2 separate regions of the Homo sapiens genome follow, and region 1 is linked to region 2. A link is an interaction called in ENCODE POLR2A ChIA-PET data of the cell type or tissue named here. Cell type or tissue: Panc1. All regions are shown on one strand. Each heading gives the region's core, and the rest is flanking DNA. Links, peaks and the distances in the headings are about the cores only. Region 1 holds the start of FHL2 (four and a half LIM domains 2). Region 2 has its middle 100 kb from the start of LINC02946.

Evidence for each region. ChIA-PET counts read pairs that join two places held together with the same protein. Peaks named below come from ENCODE experiments on the same cell type or tissue, not always from the same donor. Only the 100,000 strongest peaks of a DNase experiment are listed, where the experiment ranks them.
Region 1: POLR2A ChIA-PET joins it to region 2 with 14 read pairs; 12 of 35 experiments call an interaction of 5 or more read pairs at or near these places.

Annotation. Positions count from the first base shown.
Region 1 is chr2:105,398,784-105,409,439 of GRCh38, forward strand. FHL2 (four and a half LIM domains 2) reads right to left here and starts at 268. Exons shown (of 7, transcript NM_001318895.3): 1 at 59-268. RefSeq lists silencers at 2-221, 242-371 and an enhancer at 49-871. In Panc1, for the core only: CTCF peaks have their summits at 5,212 (motif pointing left) and 5,457; DNase peaks (open chromatin) are centred at 4,874 and 5,478; H3K4me3 peaks cover 866 bases; H3K27ac peaks cover 5,000 bases.
Region 2 is chr2:105,503,894-105,514,549 of GRCh38, forward strand. No RefSeq gene overlaps it. Among named protein-coding and RNA genes, the nearest start is that of LINC02946, 100 kb to the right of the region's middle. In Panc1, for the core only: no CTCF peak of the experiment used is centred there; no DNase peak of the experiment used is centred there; H3K27ac peaks cover 4,966 bases.

The sequences.
Region 1 (10,656 bases), core at 3,273-8,272, 110 kb before region 2:
GGTTCGGGTCCCCTCTCCCAGTGGTCTTCCCGGACCCACAGCTCTGCTCTCCTCTCACCAGTCTCCCCAACTCCGGCTCTGCTCCCCTCTCCTTGGGTCTCGCACCGGATTCGGCCCCCACTTCCGAGCCCTGGTGGCTAAGCCCCTCGGCCTCCCTCCGGGGCGCAGGGGGTTGGAGGTACTCACGGCACCGCAGCGGGCCGGGGACTCCCGGACGGGGCTGGAGGGCGCGGGCGGCTGGTGGCTGCGGCTCCGCTGCCGGCCGAGTGGAGCGCTGCGCAGCTCCCGCCCTCGAGAAACCCCGCCGTGTCATTTGACCATATAAGGAGATGCACGCCTCGGCTCGCTGGCACCGGGCGTGGGGCGCGGGGGGCGGGCGCCCCCAGGCCTCGCGGTTGCCGTGCCCCCGCCCCGGGCTGCGGCGGTCCCGGCCCGTACCCTTTGTTTGCCAGGGCTCCTTTCTTCGTGCCCTCCGGGTCTTGGGAGCACAGTAGTTATCGGGAGCGTCGCCTCCGGCGTGGGCTCTCGGGCGCGAGTTTCGGACGAGGCCTGGGCGCGGTGGCAGGGGTCTGCCCACGCCGGGATCTCTGCCTGGTCCCAGGAGCGGGAGACTGGAGAAGCCCCAGGACGTGCCGGGGGAGGCGGAGGGAGGAGGGGGTCACTTCTCAGGAGGCATGTGCCTGGGATATATTTGCAAGGTGGACGTTTTTCCTTCTTACCCTGCAGATGCTTCTTTACGAAATGAACACCACAGATGACCATAAAGAATCCTTCGTTCCACTACGGAGGGGACTAAAGGAAGGTCCTATCCCCACCTCTCCCTCTCGGGGCCAGAAGACTAGTTAGACATCTTGGATTCCCCTCCAGGGCGGGAAAACCAAAGTGAGCTGGGAGCGTGCCTCCCACATTCCAAGCCCGGGCCCTCTGCGTGACGCTGACGCTGGGTAGGGACAGATGGCACTGTTCAGCATTGTCGCAGGGAGAGCACAGGTTGAGCCCATCCCTGGGAGAGGGTGCGTCGTGATGGAAACATTTGCTCCTGAGCAGGTAACCGGTCCACTTGCAGAAACCGGTGGACGATGAGTAGGTGGACCACAAAGGCGTCCTCGGCACTTTGGGGGCAGGTGTATTATTTTTAACATTCGGGGCAGCTCATAGGAATACATCCTCCAGAGAAGGCGGGAAGAACTCCGTGATTGCTTTCTTTTAATTGATACTCTCCGTCTGGTAGGCCTCATGGGTCTCCATCATGGAATCACAGAACTTGAGAATAAAGGGGCTTCATCACCTTAGCTTCCACTCGGTGAGCACTAGCTCTACCTGGTATCTCATTTGATCCACACTCCTTTAAGGTAAAGATTTTTACCAGATTTACGGTGAGGAAAGTTCAGCTCAGATTTGCTCCAGGCCACGTGAACGGTAACTGTGCCAGCTGAGATTTGAACTGGGATGTGGTAGATGGCAAAGCCATGTAAGTATATTACGGGATCAGAAATGCCTCTCATCCCTCAGTCACTCAGGTGACTCCAGAGGACTGAGACTTGCCATAAGCCCAGCCAGAACTAGATGTGCGGAATACAGCCCTCCCCCGACCCCACCCCACTGTGTCCCTGAAACAGGACGCTTTCCTGAAGAACCTGAGTTAAGGCCACCCTACCTGAATTTCCACTAAGTGTCAAGACAGGCTAGTATTTTGAAATTCAGAGCAAAGTTTGTGTAGAAAAGGCTCCCAGCCCCTGACAGCTACCTAGATGTGTTGTTGATATCGTTACAAATTAGGAAATGGTCTCCTAGTTCTCAAATGGTGAGTCTTAAGCTTCAGTTTGTAAAAACAAGCCCTAAAATGATGAAACATTAATTCTGCATTTATCTTCTTTCTGATTCCTTTTGTCTTATATTTTAATTTTTTTTTTTTTTTTAGCTTTCTGACTTACGGGTGTAATCCATTTAGCTTTGCTTTTTTACTGATAGAGTTATTTAGTTCTGTTATTTTTCTTCTAATAACTGCTTTAGCTGTGTCACATAGGTTCAGCTATGTTGTGTTTTATTATTAAGAAATTCTGCAATTTAATTTTGTGTTTAATTTTTGACCTAATGGGTAGCAGAACATTTTAAATGACCCTGTGGTCATTCGATAGGGTCAGTAAAATCCGGACTCTGGAAACAAACATACCCAGTTTCTACAACAACGATGCACAAAGAAAAACAAGAGAGATGGAGACAGAACCAAGAGATTAAAAAAAGACTTAGCCAACTGCCATGTATGGATCTTATTGGATTCTTTTTTTTTTTTTTTTTTGGATCTTATTGGATTCTAATCAAAGAATAAACTAGTAGAAAATCAATTTTTATGAGACAACCTTGGAAAATATGACACTGACAGGATATTTTCTAGTATTAATGAACAATTTATGTTAGGGGTGATAATGTGATTACACACACACATATATTTTTCTTTTCTTAAGTCCTTGCTTTTCAAGAACAGTGCCAAAATATTTCCTAGTGAAATAACATTATGCCTGGAGTTGTTTCAAAATAATTTGGGGTGGGGAAATGGATAGGGCCTATATATATACGAAATACTATCAGCCATGGATTGTGGATAATCGCTGAAGCTTGATGATGGATATGCAGCAGTTCATCTTACTAGTCTGTCTCCTTTTGTAATGCTTGAAAAATTCCATAATGAAAACATTTTTAAATTACAGATGAACATACCATTTTCTCTTTACCCAGCATTTCCCTTTATAGGAAATTATCTTGTAGATATACTTGCTCCTGTGTAAAACGATAGACACACAAGAGTAGTCATTGTAGAATTGTTTGTAATAGAAAAATACTGGGCCATGTTATGTGTTCGTCAACAAGGGCTTAGTTAAATACAGTATGGTGCATTTTAGAATTATTTACATATGCGGCTGTTAAAATGAACGAGGTAACTATATTTACTGATTTGGCATGATCTCCAAGATAAATCAACTGAGAAAAATAAAAGTAGAGAACACTTTGTAGGTAGAAACCAACCATTTGTGTTCATGAGCAAAGAAAGGACGGGGGAAGACAATGTATATTTATAAGCGGTTGCTTCTGGGGAGATCTGAGTGGCTAGGGGTCATGGGGTGGAAAGGAGATTAATTTTTACTGTACACATTTTTATTTCTTGTAAATTTTGAGCTATGTTAATGTACTCATTCAAAAACTAAATATATATATACACGAATATATACATATATACGTATATATACACGAATATATATATACGTATATATACGTATGTATGTACATATACATGTATATATGTGTATATATACGTGTATATATACACGTATATATACATATATACATATACACATATACACACATATACACATGTATGTATATGTATATATGTATCTGTATGTATATATGTATATATATGTGTATATATGTATATATATGTGTGTATATATATATGTGTGTGTGTGTATATATATATGTATTTGAGATGGAGTCTTGCTCTGTTGCCCATGCTGGAGTACAGTGGCACTGTCTTGGCTCACTGAAACCTCTGCCTCCCAGGTGCAAGCGATTCTCCTGCCTCAGCCTCCTGAGTAGCTGGGACTACAGGCATGTGCCACCATACCCGGCTAATTTTTTATAATTTTAGTAGACACGAGGTTTCATCATGTTAGCCAGGATGGTCTTGATCTCCTGATCTTGTGATCCACCCACTTGGCCTCCCAAAGTGCTGAAATTACAGGCGTGGGCGACCATGCCTGGCCCAAAAACTAAATATATTTTAAAAATAAAAGCAACAGACTCCTTTAAGGAAAATAGGAAACAAATTTGTTAAACTGATATTAATAGTAAGTCAAAGGAGGATGGCAAGAAATTGAGGAGGGGAATGCAATTTCTGGGTTTAATGACATATGCTTTCATGAGCAATTCCATCGAAGGACAAAGTATTAAAAACAAATTTTCATGAGACAATCTAAGAAAATATGTTTTGAAAAGTTCCATCCATCTTGTACATCATTATATTCCTAGGACCTAATTAATTATAGAGCATGGCACATAGTATGTGCTTAATAAATATGTGTATTGAATAAGTGACAGATCACAGAATTGTTTGTGACAAGTCTTTCACTATAGAAAGCGTAATGCTGTCTATGGCAGCATAGCTTGATCTTTGAAGTCAAGCCAGGATTTGAATCTCTGTTCTATCTATGACTACTATGATCTCCAGTAACTACAAAACTTCCCTAACCCTCAGTTTGCTAGTTTGTAAAATGGGCTAATAACATATAGTCTGTGAAATTGTGGCGAAGGTCTTTTGAGATGCACATAAACCACTTAGAACTATTAACACATTACTTGGCATGAAGTAGGCCCTTTGTAAAGTCCTCTGTTTTATTCAATGGCAAAGGGGAAATTAATCCAGAATAAGAAGGAAATGGACTGAACTCCCACCAGAAGAAGAATTAAGGTTCAGATCCTGTTCAGATCCTGTTTCTTCTTGAGAGAAAACCTCTCTGCTATGGATAAAAGGCTAGTTCATGGAAGAAAATAAAAACAAAAAGTACTATTTCCTGGGGAAAGGATCAACGGTGACTGTGATCAGTTATTCAAGTTCTTCTTTTGTTTATTCCAATTATCCTGACATTCCTTCTTGAGACAACACTGCCCATAACGTTTTCCCGTCTCTCCTGTAGGTGGGCTTCAGGGAGAGGCACAGCTAGGAAGGGAGGAAAGAGAGGAAAAGACTTCCTGCGGCTAGCAGGTCTCAAAGCCTTGTCCCAGAGTGCAGCAGGATCCCCTGCAAACCTGTTAGAAGTGCACATTCTCAGGCCAGCTCCTGCTTTAACACGCCCTCCAGGTGATTCTGATGACTAAAGGTGATTTGAAGTAAAATAAATACCACTTAGGGCTTCCAACTCTGGACTCGGTAATTTACCAGAAACCTACGAAATGTCAGTTTAGGGCGTGGGGGAGGGACAGGGAAATAGAGATAGACTAAACATAGACTAGACTCAGGAACTCTAAAATCCAGTTGGAAGTATTACTTCCTCTGTCAGTTACTTCACTCAGGGAAGCAGGAGGTAGAAGTTTGAGCCAGGAGGTAGAAGTTTCAGCCAGTGGGTCTGAGCTGTACAAATGCTGAAATTTCATTCTCTGGGAGAGGCCAAAGAAAGGCAGGGCTTCTAGGCGTGTGCTCGCAACTGCCACCCTGTGGTGGGGTCGTGGGGGGGAGGCTGGTGGGCTAGACCCATCTGTGCAGGGGCCAACAGTAGCCTCCTACCCGGATGGGGGCTACCCCAGGGGGATTAGGATGAGCTCACCATTACCAGGTAGAAAGTGAACACAGGAAAACATGAGCTGGAGGTCAGACCGCCCTATGTTCGTTACCCTAACTGACCACTGCCATCAAGATTGTTAAGCATTTTGTCACCGTTAAAGGATTTCACACAAGCTGTTCCTCCCACTCAAACCTTGGCCAGGAAACTGGTGGATGATTTGCCCTTGATTCAGAGGCAATCATTCTTAATTGCCTCACATGGTTGGAAGGTGAGTAAGTGTCTAAGATCATAAATGCTGGCGGGAAGGGGTCAGGAGTGATCAAACCAGCACCCCTCCTGGCAGTGGGGTCAGGAGGCAAGTCCCTGCATGCCTTCCCATGACACAGTACCAGATCCCAGGGTGGTGGCACAGAAAGCTGGATTCGCTTTTTCTGGAAACACTATTTGCCCGGATCCAGCAGGGAAGTCTATGAAAGATGACTCTACGGGCAGGGTATGCACCTGCCTGTGCCCGTGAGCTGGGTGCAGTTGTGACGGGAGACCCAAGGGCCTCCAGCAAACAGGAGGAACTTGATCTGGTTACAGGAACGATCTTGCAGGATCCAAACTTTGTTTCTCTGCCTGTCAGACTTTCAGGAAAAGCTCAGCTTTCCACAAAGGGCAAGCTCTTTTCCTTTTCTTCTCCCTTCTGCCATGCTCTGGTTAGGAGGGAAAATGATTGGCTCTTTCTTGAGATACACAATTTCCATATCCCATTTCTTCCCTCTCTCCTTTTTCACAAACTATTTGTTGGATATAAATAATCAGTGTTTAAAGCCTCAAAACATGCCTGACTTTTAGCCAAATCCACAAACAACTCCATGATTCCGAGTTTCCCATCCTTGGTTAGAGTTTATTTGGAGCGTCGGATACAGTTTCCACTGTGGCTTTGATACCTCTTTAAGAAAGACTCTGTTTGGTACATTAATGACCAATAGAATGAAACTATTCACACCCATAGTTCATTTGGGCCAGTAAATGTTGCTGGATGGTTTCAGATGAAAAGTATTTGTAAGGTAGACTCTGAAAAACTTTGCTTCTTATTTGAGATCTCTTTGTCTCTGATTTCAGTCCTTTTCAGGAGCAATCCATTCACTTCTCTGCCTGCCTTCTCTTAGAGTTTTACTCTTTTTTTCCTCTGTCAATGATTCCAAAATCCATTTAAAGGAAGTATTAATGTCTAAAGTCTGTGCAAACCTGGCAAAATTCTCTTTTGAGTGAACGGTTTGCTTCCCTAAAATACCTGAAATGGGAGATTCTTCCAGGCATTTCTGAAATGGGGGAGTCTCATGCCTCACTTGTTCCTCAGAATGTTTATGTTATTTTATTTGAGACAGAGTCTTACTCTGTCACCCAGGCTGGAATGCAGTGGAGCAATCTCCGCTCACTGTAAACTCTGCCTTCCCTGATTCAAGTGATTCCCCTGCCATGGCCTCCCAAAGTGCTAGGATTACAGGCGTGAGCCACCATGGCTGGCAAGAGTGTTTATTTTAAACCACACCAAGATCTGTTATTCTTTGTGAATTAACTTTATGAGTCAACATTAAAAATTTGAAATCCCAAGTTCTCTCTTCACTGCCACCAAGGTCGTTTTGTGCTATTTCCACTTTGATTAGGGTCATTAACAGAAAATCCCAATAGTCTAACTAGAAAGAGCCTGGACTGGCCAGGCTCTAGGAGGCAGGGGGTGAACCCCAGGTCCAGGAGCTCCTATGGAGCAGTGTATGTGGCCACAGGTAACACCCTTCACCTTTGTATGTCTTCTTTACATTATCTGTGAAATAAAGAATGTACCACCTCTCTTCTTCCTTTAAAGAGTTATTTCACATTATCTAGTTTTTCCTCAAGCCACTTTTATGGCTAATTGACAATTGAGAATGTCTCCTGTGGCTAATTCTGCCCCATGGTACAGATTTGTGTGTGATGAAAACCTATGCTTTAAGTTCTAGAGAGCATGTTTAGGAATACCTTTCACCTATTTCAGAAGGTACTTTAAAATTGGACCTGGGAGTCATGACAGAGCTTCCTGGAACAACCAAGCATCTTTCTCCATCCTTGCAATAGTAGTTGACTGCTGAAGTACCAGAAACAGATTTTCTAAAATATCTGACCTTCAGCATCTCCTGGCAGGACTGTTTGGCAAAAATAAAAAAACCTTCAAAAATTCTGGGCCATCCTAACACTATAAATATACTTGGAATCGTGTGTACAGTCAGAGATGCTGAGCAATTACTCCTCAGTAAGACCAGAGGAGTCATTGTCTCCATGGAGGGCCGGAGGGGTTCCAGCGGTGAATCACCATCAGATATCTGAACTATTCATGTAGCCATCTTTAAACTCGAGGGCTTTTTCTTATCTTTTTTTTTTTTTTGGCCTTCCTTTTGATAACTTGAAATTCAATTTCCATTTGGCACATGGCTGTAATGTAATCTAGCTTCCCAGCCATTGCTAACACTTTCTGGACTCAGTTCTCTGTCTCACGCTCTTTGCATGGAGGGTCTGTCTGTATTGCTGTATTGCTTCTGGTCCCTTGAATTTCCAGGTCAGGGTAGAAGCAGATGGAAAGAATGCTTGAGAGGTTTTCTTTTTCTAAGAATATGTTTGGAAAATGATGAGGTCAGGAAAGCAGACACTGCAATCCTGCGCAGGAGAGAGTCTTTGAGAGCCCTCGCTGCTCACTCTCTTTGCACCTCACATGTTCTACCTGCGGCCAGTGAGGGGAGAGCCTTTCATCCTGTGACTGCTGGAACTCCCTTCCTCACTCTCTTCTGCCTGGTGGACTCCTGTTTATCCTTAGACCAAATAAGGTATCCCAACTAGGAAAGCTGCATGGATAGCCATCATAGCCTCATTTTTGACCAGTCCACTCCTTCTTTCCCATGTTTATAACAACAGAGGAGACTGTGAGCTCCTTAGGGGCAAGAACTGAGACATTTGAATCTGTGTTCACAGCACTTTGCAGCTTGATCAGTATTACTGAATTTAATTCAGTTTTCTTGAAAATGCCTAAGCTGCTGGGCGTGGTGGCTCACGCCTATAATCCCAGCACTTTGGGAGGCCAAGGTGGGTGGATCACAAGGTCAAGAGATAGAGACCATCCTGGCTAACACGGTGAAACCCTGTCTCTACTAAAAATACAAAAAATTAGCTGGACGTGGTGGCGGGCGCCTGTAGTCCCAGCTACTCAGGAGGCTGAGGCAGGAGAATGGCATGAACCCAGGAGGTGGAGCTTGCAGTGAGCTGAGATCGCTCCACTGCACTCCAGCCTGGGTGACAGAGCGAGACTCTGTCTCAAAAAAAAAAAAAAAAAAGAAGAAGGAAAGAAAATGCCTAAGCCAACATAAGGCTGCTATATAATGGCTCTATATGACCCTGCTCAGAACAAACACATCAAGCCCATTTCCCATTTAGGCAGTCGAGTTATCTGGGCTTTGCACCGAGATCCAGTTGGCAAATAACTTGAATTAAAGCAAAGCCAAGAGCTTGGCCTTCCAGATATCAGCAGATGCAAACTTGGGAATCTCTGCCTGAATTAAAGGAAGTAACCCCCAGGTTACAGCATCCGCAGATACAATGAAGAGCTGAAAATGAGGCTGCAGGGAAGTGTGCATGTGGACGTTCTTGGGATGGTGCTTCTCTCTCAGAGTCCAGCTTTTCTTTGCTAGTGAGGGGCTTCTTCTCCTGCCCCAATCCTCCCCCCGCTGCCACCACCACCACCAGCCTAGGCCTTAATCGCAGAGAAGGCCACTCATTGAGGGACTTCCTTGAAATCTGCATCCTGCAAACGGAAGCCACCATCTTAATTTTTAGGAGTCTATCTGGGGAATTCATGGCTTTAGTTTCTGCTTGAAGCTTGTTGATTTTCTATCAAATGCTTTAAAAAATTTCTGTCTGCATAAATGGTAACATACAAAGTTAAACAAAAATTCTGTCTCCCACAGAAATTCCATAAAGGTTCTTTCATCTCTACCAGCATGAGCATGTCTCATTTGTGGAAGCAGGCCTACTTGCCATGACAACAACTATTCTGTGGCTTTGCAGAGGTACCCTCACAGTTGCAGTGTGCTTTTGCTAGGCAGCCGGCAGAGATGGCCCACATATGACCACTGCCTTTCAACCCTACCTGTTTTAAGGTGGACTCACTTGGATTGAGAAACTGGTATTTTCCCCTCACTTGCACGTATTTTGGATGTATAAATATTTTCAAAAGATAAGTTTGACTAATACATGCACACCTTCCTTGACTATCACCATCCAAACCCACAGAGATGACTGGGAATTTCCAAGTCATGTAATCCTAATGTTGATTTGAGCATCCACAGCCTGTCTTAGAACACTTTCCAACCAAGACTGGAACCAGCACTTTGGCACTTGCAGAATCACAGCCTTCCCTTCACAGCCTTCCCTTACGAGAAGTACGGCTTCACCCAGCCAGTTGGCTTTGTATCGAGAATTCATTTATTTTGGACAGGTCACTCTTCCTCACTTACAACTGGCACGTGGATGCAGAGAAAGGACAGCAGCTCCTGGCTGGAGCAGAACTAATGGGGCAGACAGTTAGTGAGCATACACATGATGGCCCTGATCCTAGATGCAGAGTTTGGAGGAGCAATCTTTCGTCATCACTACTACCACCATGATTGCCACTATGATGTTCATCTTATTTATTAGCATATTTTGACTGCTGATAGGGTGACATTTTTGGTATAGGAAGGTGAGATCCAGAGTGGATCTTACTCTTAGAGTCTTGAAAGATTACTTTCTTCCCCTTTCCGTCTGAAGCTCTCAGAAGACAGGCAGTTTCAGAGGGACCCTACATCCAACGTGATGTAGCAGGCAGCAGAGCAAGGGCAGAGGGGAGACCAGGCTGAGCCAAGGCAGCACCAGGTCATGGTGTCCTCTCTGTGGGTGCAAGAAAGCAGCAGGAGGTGGGGGTAGGAATGGCTGAGAGAGGGTGTTGTGGCCCAAAGAAGGAGAAAGCCTTCATGCTTTGAGGCTTTAGCTCACAGAGAGGGAACCTCAGAGACCAGTTGGGAGGAGCAGGCCCAGTGAGAACAAAAGGAGACCCTCTGCAGGAAAAATGGGCAAGTGAGGGAAAGAAAGAGACTATGGGGAGAGCAAGCCAAAGGAAGTTTTTGTTGGGGAAATATTCAAGGAGTCTGCACTTGGCAGCTGTGCAATTTATATGTGCAAACAAGGGCGCTGGGTGTAATTCACCTGCTGATTTCTGGGAGTCGGGAATCATTTTAGAGGAAGAAGCTGAAGTTGCCCCCAGAAGTCTCCCATGATGCTCATGTGTGGCTGTGGCTATTCTAAGTAGGCCCTGGCATTGCAAGCCCAG
Region 2 (10,656 bases), core at 3,181-8,180:
ACAAGGCTGGTCAGCATCAGCCCCAGAGGATGGCAGCTCTAGACAATGCCCCTCCCATGGTGGTCGTCCATTGACATCATCATCATACATACAACAGAGCAAATTTGGGTGCACCACCAGCATGAGCCACCGTTTTCCAGAGAAGAGAAAACCAGGGCCTTGGAGGGCTTTGCCCATAGAAAATCATTAGAGAATTCAGTCCAGTCAAGAAGTAAAGCATAGCTACTAGGCCAAGAGTTTTCAAACCTTTTGGTTTTAAGACCCCTTGATGGTTTTAAAAATTATTGAGCATGCAAACAGCTTACAGTACTGATATTTAATATATTTGAAATTTAAACTGAGATATTAAAAATAGTCCATTTAACATAACAATAAACCCATTATATGTTTGCATTACAGGGTATATATTTTATGAAAATTAAATATTTTTCAAAACAAAAATATTTAGTAAAAAAATTGGCAAATTGTGAGGCATGGACTATGAAGGCCAGAGTGGTTCCTGCATGGACTGTGAAGACCAGAGTGGTTCCTGCCTTCTCCTTTGAAATTCTCTTTTTGCTTATGCTTAGCATCACACAACATACAAACTTACTTCATTGCCCTGAGTTTTTTGCTGATGTTACACATGTCAGCATTGCCCTTAATGAGGTCCTTTCTGATCTTGGCTCATATTTTTTGGCCTGTTCAGAATCTCTGTCAAGAAGCAAAGCATAGCTTTGCTATGTTGCAGTGCCACAGTTGGAATCCATTAGTACCTATTGACCTTAGCAACAGAATCAACAAGCTCAAGTTCTGGCAGTGAAAATCTCTGTCTGGGATCTGCAGGAAAATCTACCATGTCCCCATGAGCATTAGAGCCTGAAATAAGACACTAGAACTCTTAGACATCAGTCTTATTTTTGTTGATATGAAAAAACAAAGTGATCTTTCTAAGGCTGATTTTTTTTTAATTTAAGACCAAGGATTATACCAATTTGCATGGTTTTACCACATTAAAATTGATATACTGTAAACTAGTCAAAACATGGTGTATTATCCAATGGGCCTGAGATCTGATTTCAGCTTCATTTCACTCCAGCTGTGAGCATTTGGACAAATTACCTCACCTGTGTGAGCCTCAATTTTGTTAATGGTAAATGGAGATAGTTATAGATGACCTTTAAGTTTGTTAGATGATTAAATGATGTAATTCATGTAAAACACTACCACCATCCTCATGATAAAGATTTTTCTAGTCCAGGTAGGAATTATTTTTAATAAATTATTTTGATGGCCATATGCCTCTACTCAGCCTTCTCAGATCTTGGTCTTACACAAGGACTTCAGTAATTAATAAACTCTCTGATAACTATTTGATGAATATCTGCCTTGTATCCAGCTCTGTGCTGAGCATTTTTGAGGAAATAAAACAAACAATACAAATCCTTTGCACTTAAGGAGTAAGTAATCTAGCATGAGAGATAGAATTTACAGATAGATGCTGTGTAACAATTTATAGAATCTTAAAAATTGGAGAAGAACTTTAGGATTTATCTATGACAACCTTCTAGCCAATGAATAAAGTAATTTATTATGGAAGATCAATGAATAGTAGACCAGCAACAAGCTGAATGACCATTACTAACAGTGTGCCAATCATAGCTAGGGAAAACACTGTTTGAATATTTATCATGTGTCAGGCATTTTTTTCTTGGTATTTCACATATATTATTTATTTAATCCTTCTGTCATTCTTCTGAAAGAGGTATTGTTTATATCACTATTTTTCAGAAGGGGAAACTGAGGCACAGAGAAGTTAAATATGAAATCAGAGAACATATCTTAGAACAACATTAAACAATATTTTATGCCACTCAATATTTTTTTCAAGATCATTTCATACTGGACTTCAGCCTATCTACTGTTACCGGTACATGCTAATTTTTTATTTGTCCTTGTTTACTTTATTTATATTTTAAACATAATCTAATCAGAGATTTTCTTGTGAGGTTACATTGGCTTCCTTCAATGCCTCCATCTTCCTCTTAATTAACCTTACAAGTTTAGATGTTGTGATGGTGTCTTTGACACTGCATTTATTTCAAGCAAAAAAGTTTAAGTCTCCATGTATTAATCCCATTGTGAGTATTGGTGCATGCACACACCAAGTCCTAAGAATTATGCCTACTTCTCCAAACTTTGCTACTGAGAATTACCTCACCTTTCTTTTATGCAACACATACCTCCTCTACTCTCCATAGAATAACATTTTAGGATTTCCTTTAAGCATTTTCCTCTTCCTGTTCAAATTTCAATTTCAATTTTGCATGAGCAGGTGGGTGCGTCTCCTGACAAAAAGCACGGGTACTCATGGGTGTAGAGATGGGCAATGAGGAGAAAGCAGCCACATAGATACTTTGACTAAAAGATGTTCCAATCAGATTCCAAGTAATTTTCATTGGGTGATGACTGAAGCCACCCTAGAGCAGAGCCACTGAGCAAGTTTAAAGTTTAGATAAGGGCAACCTTGCACCTCTACTAACAACAACAACAACAAACAATCCAAACCAATCTCTGACCAGTGCATTGCAATGAGATTTCTGAGAGAGGCTGTTTTGTTGCTGAGTTCTTTTTGCCATTTAGTCTTTAAGGGATGCCTTTGAAACAATTCTGATATTAAATAAAAACCAACAAACTTCTGTCAACTTAAATATAGAAAATGTGTTACATATACACCATGGAATACTATGCAGCCATAAAAAAGAATGAGATCATGGCTGGGCATGGTGGCTCACACGTGCAATCCCAGCACTTTGGGAGGACAAAGTGGGCAGATCACTTGAGGTCAGGAGTTCGAGACCAGCCTGGCCAACATGGCAAAACCCTGTCTCTAACAAAAATACAAAAACTAACTGGGCATGGTGGCGTGCACCTGTAATCCCTGCTACCCAGCTACTCGGGAGGCTGAAGCATGGGAATAGCTTGAACCCTGGAGGTGGAGACTGCAGTGAGCTGAGATTGTGCCACTGCACTCCAGCCTGGCTGACAGAGTGAAACCCTGTCTTAAAAAAAAAAAAAAAAAAGAATGAGATCATGTCCTTTGCAGGAACATGGATGGATCTGGAGGTCATTATCCTTAGCAAACTAACGCCACAACAGAAAACCAAATACCACATGTTCTCACTTATTAGTGGGAGCTAAATGATAACACATGGACACATGGGGGGAACAATACACATTGGAGCCTACCAGAGGGTGGGGGATGGTAGGAGGGAGAGGATCAGGAAAAATCACTAATGGGTACTAGGCTTAATACCTGGGTGACTAAATAATATGTATAACAAACCCCTGTGACATGAGTTTACCTATATAACAAACCTGCACACATAGCCCTGAACCTAAAATAAAAGTTTTTTAAAAATCACAATTTTTTTAATTTTGAAAGGAGACTTTATTTTTTGTAAAGGGTTATAGCCTGCAAGGTGGCCATCCTGACAGGCTGAAAAGTGTAGCCTCTGGTTGAAACCCAGAAACAGTACTTCCCAGGATGAAGGGCTGAAGTAGGAACTTTATTCTGAAAGGATTGGCTAAACATACATATTCAGCAGATTGTAGGAAGAGCTATGAATATTAATTAATGGGTCCTGACACATGCATATTGAACAAAGATGCAGGTTACAAACAACCTATGTTCACCTTGGGGTGGAGACTTAACATTTAAGTGTGTTATAATTAGGCCCTATAGGTCAGAGGTTGAAGCAGAGACACAAAATCACTGAGGTGAGCAGCGTCTGTAAACTGGCCAGAACCAGTCCATGGTGGGTGACCGTCTCTTAACAGGAGAAAGTTACTGAACTCAGTCTCTTATGGAATCAGAGCTGTAGTTAAGGCTGGTGGAACAGGGAGTAAGTTACTCAGTGTCTGTGAACTGGGTGAGTTGTAGTTGTTGTAATCTTTTTTTTTTTTTTTTTTTTTTTTTTGAGACAGAGTCTTGGGCTGTCGTCCAGGCCGGAGGGCAGTGGTGCGATCTCGGCTCACTGCAAGCTCTGCCTCCCGGGTTCATGCCATTCTCCTGCCTCAGCCTCCCGAGTAGCTGGGACTACAGGCGCCCGCCACCACGCCCAGATAATTTTTGTATTTTTAGTAGAGACGGGGTTTCACTGTGTTAGCCAGGATGGTCTCGATCTCCTGACCTCATAATCCGCCCGCCTCAGCCTCCCAAAGTGCTGGGATTACAGACGTGAGCCACTGCGCCCGGCCATTTGTTGTAGTCTTGCTTACCTAGAGGCCAGTGCTTGTTTGGCTGCTAGAGAAAAAGAAACCTTGGGGCAGATTGAACCTAGTTTATTCTTTAAGTGCAGTATGCATGACTTAACCCTTGCCTGGCATGGCCCTAGGTCCTGCTTATAATTCAGTGTCTTATTGCCACAAAGAGTATGTTTTGTCAGTCTTATGATCTCTATTTTAACATGAATCCTGGTCAGTTGTGTTTAAACCAAAAAAGGGAAAGGGTATAACAAAGTATATCCTACCCTCCACCCCATCATGACTGGAAACTCAGTTTTTAAGGTTTCTCTGGGGTCCCTTTGGCCAAGAGGGGGTCCAATCAGTGGTTGAAAGGTGTATAATTTTATTTTTACTTTTTTTTTTTTCAGATGGAATTTTGCTCTGTTGCCCAGGCTGGAGTGCGTAGCGTAATCTCGGCTCACTGCAACCTCTGCCTCCCAGGTTCAAGCAATTCTCCTGCCTCGGTCTCCCGAGTAGCTGGGATTGCAGGCACGAGCCACTGCCCCCAGCTAATTTTTATATTTTTAGTAGAGACGGGGTTTCACCATTTTGGCTAGGCTGGTCTCGAACTCGGGATTTTATTTTTAGTTTATACTTCACTCCTCGTCTTCTAAAAGAAATAGGACTTTCATGATGTTTTCACTTTCTCATAAACTTGCAAAAGGAAAGATTTTGAAGAACCCAATAAAAAAATGAGTGCTTTATTTCTTTTATAAGTTATACGTGCACATTTTTATAATCATCTCAGTACCTAGGCTAGCAGCTAAAACTGTCACGCCAGTTCAGCAATGACCCTAATCTAGTAGGAATGGTGTGGAGTGTGACCCTGGGGAGGGAAAACCAGAGTGAGGCATGAGTAGAAGAAAAGCAAACCCAGATCATTTGTGCTTTCCCACGTGACAGTGGGTGGCAATGATGTTGAGATGGTTTGAAACATGAAAGAAATTTCTTAATATTAATGCTGTAGATACTGGAGAGCATAGTGAGAAAAAAAATCCTAAAACTTTGGTTTAGTTTCACAGAAGTAACATTGATTTTATTTATATAAACCTTTAGCTCCAATGTTGTTATTTCATGTAGCAGAGTAACAATTCTACAGCACTATATGTATGTTAGATTCATACTTTTGTAATTTTATTTGACTGTTAGCAAACTCCACATAGGATGACCACATGTTCTGGATTTTCCAAGAATAATCTAACTTCAATATTTTGGTCCAGCTGTGTCAGTAAATTATTACAACTTCCCCTAAGAAATTCTATACCCAGAGAAGTTATTAGAGTCCACAAAATCCTACGCTGACCTCAACATTGCTGAATGACAGGGCTACTTGGCATACAGGATCTTGGCAAAAGAAGGGTGGAGACAGGAGTGAGGGAAAGTAATTTTTGTTTCTCTCCTTTTGTGTGAGACTGACTCTCAATGACTTTTGGAAGCAGGGTCTGTTGGGGTACATACTTGGCAGCTGAAGTAGGGTCTATGGAACGCCCTGACCAGATCCCTCTTACTGGCGGGGGATACCACCCCCAGCTGCTATCAGCACTTCTTCACAAGGCTCACACCTGCCCCTCCTCCCGATAATTGCCCTGGGGTTGGTAGGGGGAGCTCCTAACCATGAAACACTTGGGAGATTTTGCCTTCCCCTGGGGGAGCCCCTCAGCCAGTGACTGGCTGGTACTGAGTGGAGAAGTCTGGGCTCCTCGACAGAAGGGATGACAACTCTGTGATGCCATCCACACTCCCAGCCTCCCCATGGGATCAGGCTAAGGGTAGATGTCAGCCAAACCCAAGCCCTTGCCAAGCACCTTCTCCTGTCCTTTCGTGCTTCTCACAACTCCTTACAGATTTTATTGGAGAGCTTAGCATCCCCAGCTCAGACACTGCTTCTACAGAACATGCACATCTTATCCAACCTATGTCTTTCACCTAGTTCTCTCTTCTGCCTCATGCTTACATCCAGCTGGACCACAGAAAAAAGTAAACTCAGTCACTTAATTCATTTTGCCACAAATGGTGATAGCCTTGACCTTCTTGAAAGTACTTACATAAGAAGATCTTAACCAGGGCCGGGCACGTTGGCTCACGCCTGTAATCCCAGCACTTTGGGAGGCCGAGGTGGGCGGATCACCTGAGGTTGGGAGTTCGAGACCAGCCTGACCAACATGGAGAAACCGCACCTCTACTAAAAATACAAAAAAATTAGCCAGGCGTGGTGGTGCATGCCTGTAATCCTAGCTACTCAGGAGGCTGAAGCAGGAGAATCGCTTGAACCCGGGAGGCAGAGATTGCGGTGGGCTGAGATCGCGCCGCTACACTCCAGCCTGGGCAACAGGAGCGAAACTCCACCAAAAAAAAAAAAAAAAGAAGAAGATTTTTAACCAAGTTAACTGAATTGGAGTTTAATGCAGTGTTTGGGTGGATATACCTAGACATATAAATCCTGGTCATGACATGGCAGACCAGTAATTCCCTCTGTTAAATGAAACTTGCAGGAGTTCGTTGATTTGGACTGGGCTCCCATAGTGGGCCCAACAGACCAAACTAATATATAATCATTCATGCTCAATGAAACTAATTAACTCAGGTAGCAAATAGCTGAGTTTTGGTTGGTTACAGCAGCTGCACTTTAGTCAATGGTAGACAGCCAGCTGATTCAAATAAAGCACCCAGCTGTAACCAGTTAAGTTATTCTTGCCCCACTTCTGTTTCCTGTCCATTAATGCTGCCTGACCCTGTAGCAGGCAGGAGTTCTTTGAACCTGCTCTGTTTCTTAGGGCTGCCCTGTTCATGAATCTTTTAAAATTCTCAAATAAACTCTGTTAAATTTAAACTTGCTTAAGGTTCTTCCTTTTTAACACTTTGAACCAATATTCTTTAAATATTAGTTGAACATCTGTCTAACAGAGAGGATAAGTTTTCTTTACAATGGAATCAGGGGAGGGAAGGGAAAGGTCCCTGGCCTCTTCTATGTTGCTCTGGATGAGTCAGCTCTGTTTCCAAACAAAACAAAACCTGGAGATTACTTGGCCCAACCCACTTGAGATAGTGGTAAAGGCCATTTGCTGTTTCTTGAGCATGCCCTTTTGGGATGAATTTTCTAGCCTCTTAACTCGTCACTTTTAATGGTTTTTCAAAATATTCCTTCCAGCCTCCCAGAATAGAAAATATAGTAATACCCATGAGAGGGGTTAATTTTCTCCACCGTGTGCTATTCCCATTGGTATGTCATTGCTCCGTCATAGCTCATTGCCCCAGGGAAACGGGGAGACTGACCTTTCCCTTAATCCAAATCTGTTTGTGCATCAAAGGAAGGAGTTGAAGCATAAAGAGGAGATTGACAGGGGTTCTGTTGCAGGCAGATTTGCCTTTGAAAGTCTGTCCTCAAGGTGAACTGAAGGCATCTCACACCATGTTTCTGACTGTCATGTGTGAACCTACAAATACTAGAGTCCTAAAATTGTATTCCCTTCCTCCACCACACAAAGGTTCATGGCAATGGGATGGGGATGGGACACGGGGTGGACAGGCATGATGGGTCAGTTGTAAATGTGCTACTAGAATTCAGAGACCACCTGTACAGTCAATTTTCATAGATTGAAGTTTAGAAAGCATACACATCTACTTAAAATTTATTTTTAAAAAAGAAATTATGGGAATCTTTGGAAAGTCAGACAATTCATCATAAAATCATCCTTAGGAACTGTGCAGAGAAGGACAATTGTAAATGAAGCCATTTGGCTGAAGTGTTCCACGTTACTACAGAAGCTCTATCTGGAGGCAAAACATGGACAGGACTTCTCTCAAGGACAGTAGATAATGGAAGAGTTTTGTTTAATCTACGTCTTCTGAAAAGCTTTCTGTTTGCATGTCTTTTATGTGCTCCCTTTTCTTTCTTGTCTTCTTTTGGATTGGTTATTCTTTATTATTCTTTTCTCACCTTCTATGTGTTTGAATACTGTAGTACTTCTTTTTAAAACATTTTGTGGTGTGTATTTAAGGTTTACAATGTGATGTTAAGGGATACTAATAGATAGTAAAGTAGATTAACATATCTGTCATCTCACATAGTTACTTATTTTGTGACAAGAGTTGCTAAAATCTACTTATTTAACAAAACTCCCTAACACAATTTTGTTAACTCTAGTCCTCACGTTGTACATTAGACCTCTAGACTTGTTTATCCTATATTACTTTGTGCTTAATTTGGTGGTTACTCCAGAGATTATAACATGCATCCTTGACTTATCAATTCTAATATTAACACTCTCACTGTCCAGACAGTACAATGATTTTAGAGCACTTTATTCCCTTATAATTTATATGCCATTGTTGTCATATGTTTTATGTCTCCCTGTTATTTTATCATCAAAGATACTTTTTGCAGTCAATGTTTATTAAATTACCAACATTTTGTTGTCCTTTATTCCTTCTTGCATTTTCAAGCCTCCATTGGGACACTTTTATTTCTACCTGTAAAAGACATTTAATATTTTCTTTAGTGCAGGACCATTGCACAAATGATTCCAGTTAGTTTGTCTAAAAAGAAAGGATATTTAATATTTAAATATTAAACCAACTCAGTTAACACTTGCAGACTTATTTTGAAACATTCCTGATCTGTGTCTCCCTGTTTCTTCATTACATCTTTTCTGCATTCTTTTCCTTTTCTTTCCAAGTTTTATTTTAGGTTCAGGGGGTACACGTGCAGTTTTGCTATATGAGTAAACCGTGTGTCTCAGGGGTTTGTTGCACCATTTAGTCACTCAAGTAATAAGCATAGTACCTGATAGGTAATTTTTTTATCCTCACCCTCTTCCTACCCTCCACCCTCAAGTAGTTCCTCATGTCTATGTTCCCTTCTTTGTGTCTATGTTACTCGGTATTTAGCTCCCACCTACAAGAGAGAACAGGCAGTATTTGGTTTTCTGTTCCTGTATTAATTTGCTTAGGATAATAGCCTCCAGCTCCACCCATGTTGCTGCAAAGGACATGGTCTCATTGTATTTTTTTTGTTATGGCCGTATAGCATTCCATGGTGTATATGTTCCACAATTTCTTTATCCAAATCTGCATTATTTTAGTTTCAAATTCACTGTTGGTATTTTAATTCACCATACCATTATTTTTAAAGCATCTTTTTACTCAATCATCTTTCATCCCCAAAGTTTGAAATGGTAAAAATGGAAACGGACAGTTAGTCTCCTTCATGTCACTATACACTCCCTGTTTTCCTGTTAGAAGCACCACCTCCCCTTTTTAGTGCCCTGGGTTCCAATGTTTCTCCTTGACCAAAAGAGTCATCATTGTCCATCCCCAGCCAACCCAGCCCTCCTGGAGTGAAGCCCCGTGAGCCCCCGTGAGCTACAGTCAGAGCCTCAAGATTAACCACAGTGCTGGGGGAGGCTGTGGAGCTCATGTGTGGGACTATCTTATTCAACGATTAAGGCAATGTGCCTGGAAAGGTTAAGGATACAATGTTGTTTCTCACATATTTGCATTTAAGAGATTTTCCATATATTGTAGTACTTGGTAGACATTCCAGGAGTCCTTAGGTGATTTTTGAGGTAAGAAGGAAAATTTCCCAGGTTTATAGTGTAGGTATGAAAAGTAAAACATAATTACTTGTTTATTATATTTTAGTGATATTGCCATAAGGTATTTTATATCAGGATAGTAGCACTATAAACAATTTCCTTATACAATTAGAACATATTTGATATAAGAAAAAAACAAAATACTGAGAAGGAGAGCAATAGAACAAGAAGGTGAAGGGGAAGGGGGAAAGGAAATGAAAGGGAAGAAACCAATGGTCATGGAGACCAACCTCATCAACTCCCTTCTTGCCATGCCAGCCTGGCTAAGTTATCTGCTATTTTCTGCTGTCTTTAAATTCTTGCTTCACTCCGTTATCTTGATTCTGTGGCACACACTCATCTCCCTCCTTTTCATACAACCCTGATCCTGGAGCACTTTATAAGAAGTACTTTCTAGGATGCGCATACAGGTGGTCCCTGACTTACAAGCGTTTGACTGACAGTATTTTGACTCAATTAACGTAGCCATACAACTATTTTGTTTTTCACTTTTAGTACAGTATTCAATAAATTGCATGAAATTTTCAACACTTTATTATAAAGGGAGATTTTCGTTAGATGATTTTGCCCAACTATAGGCTAACAGCTTCTTTCGTCTATTCCTTTCTAAAGGAATAAGCTAATGTATCTGAGCACGATTAAGGTAGGCTACACTAAGCTGTGATGTTTGGTAGGTTAGGTGTATTACATGCATGTTCAAATGATAATATTTTCAATTGATGATTGACTTATCAGAATTATCTCCCTTGTAATTCAGGGAGCACCTGTACTTTCAATACCTTACCCAAGAAACTTT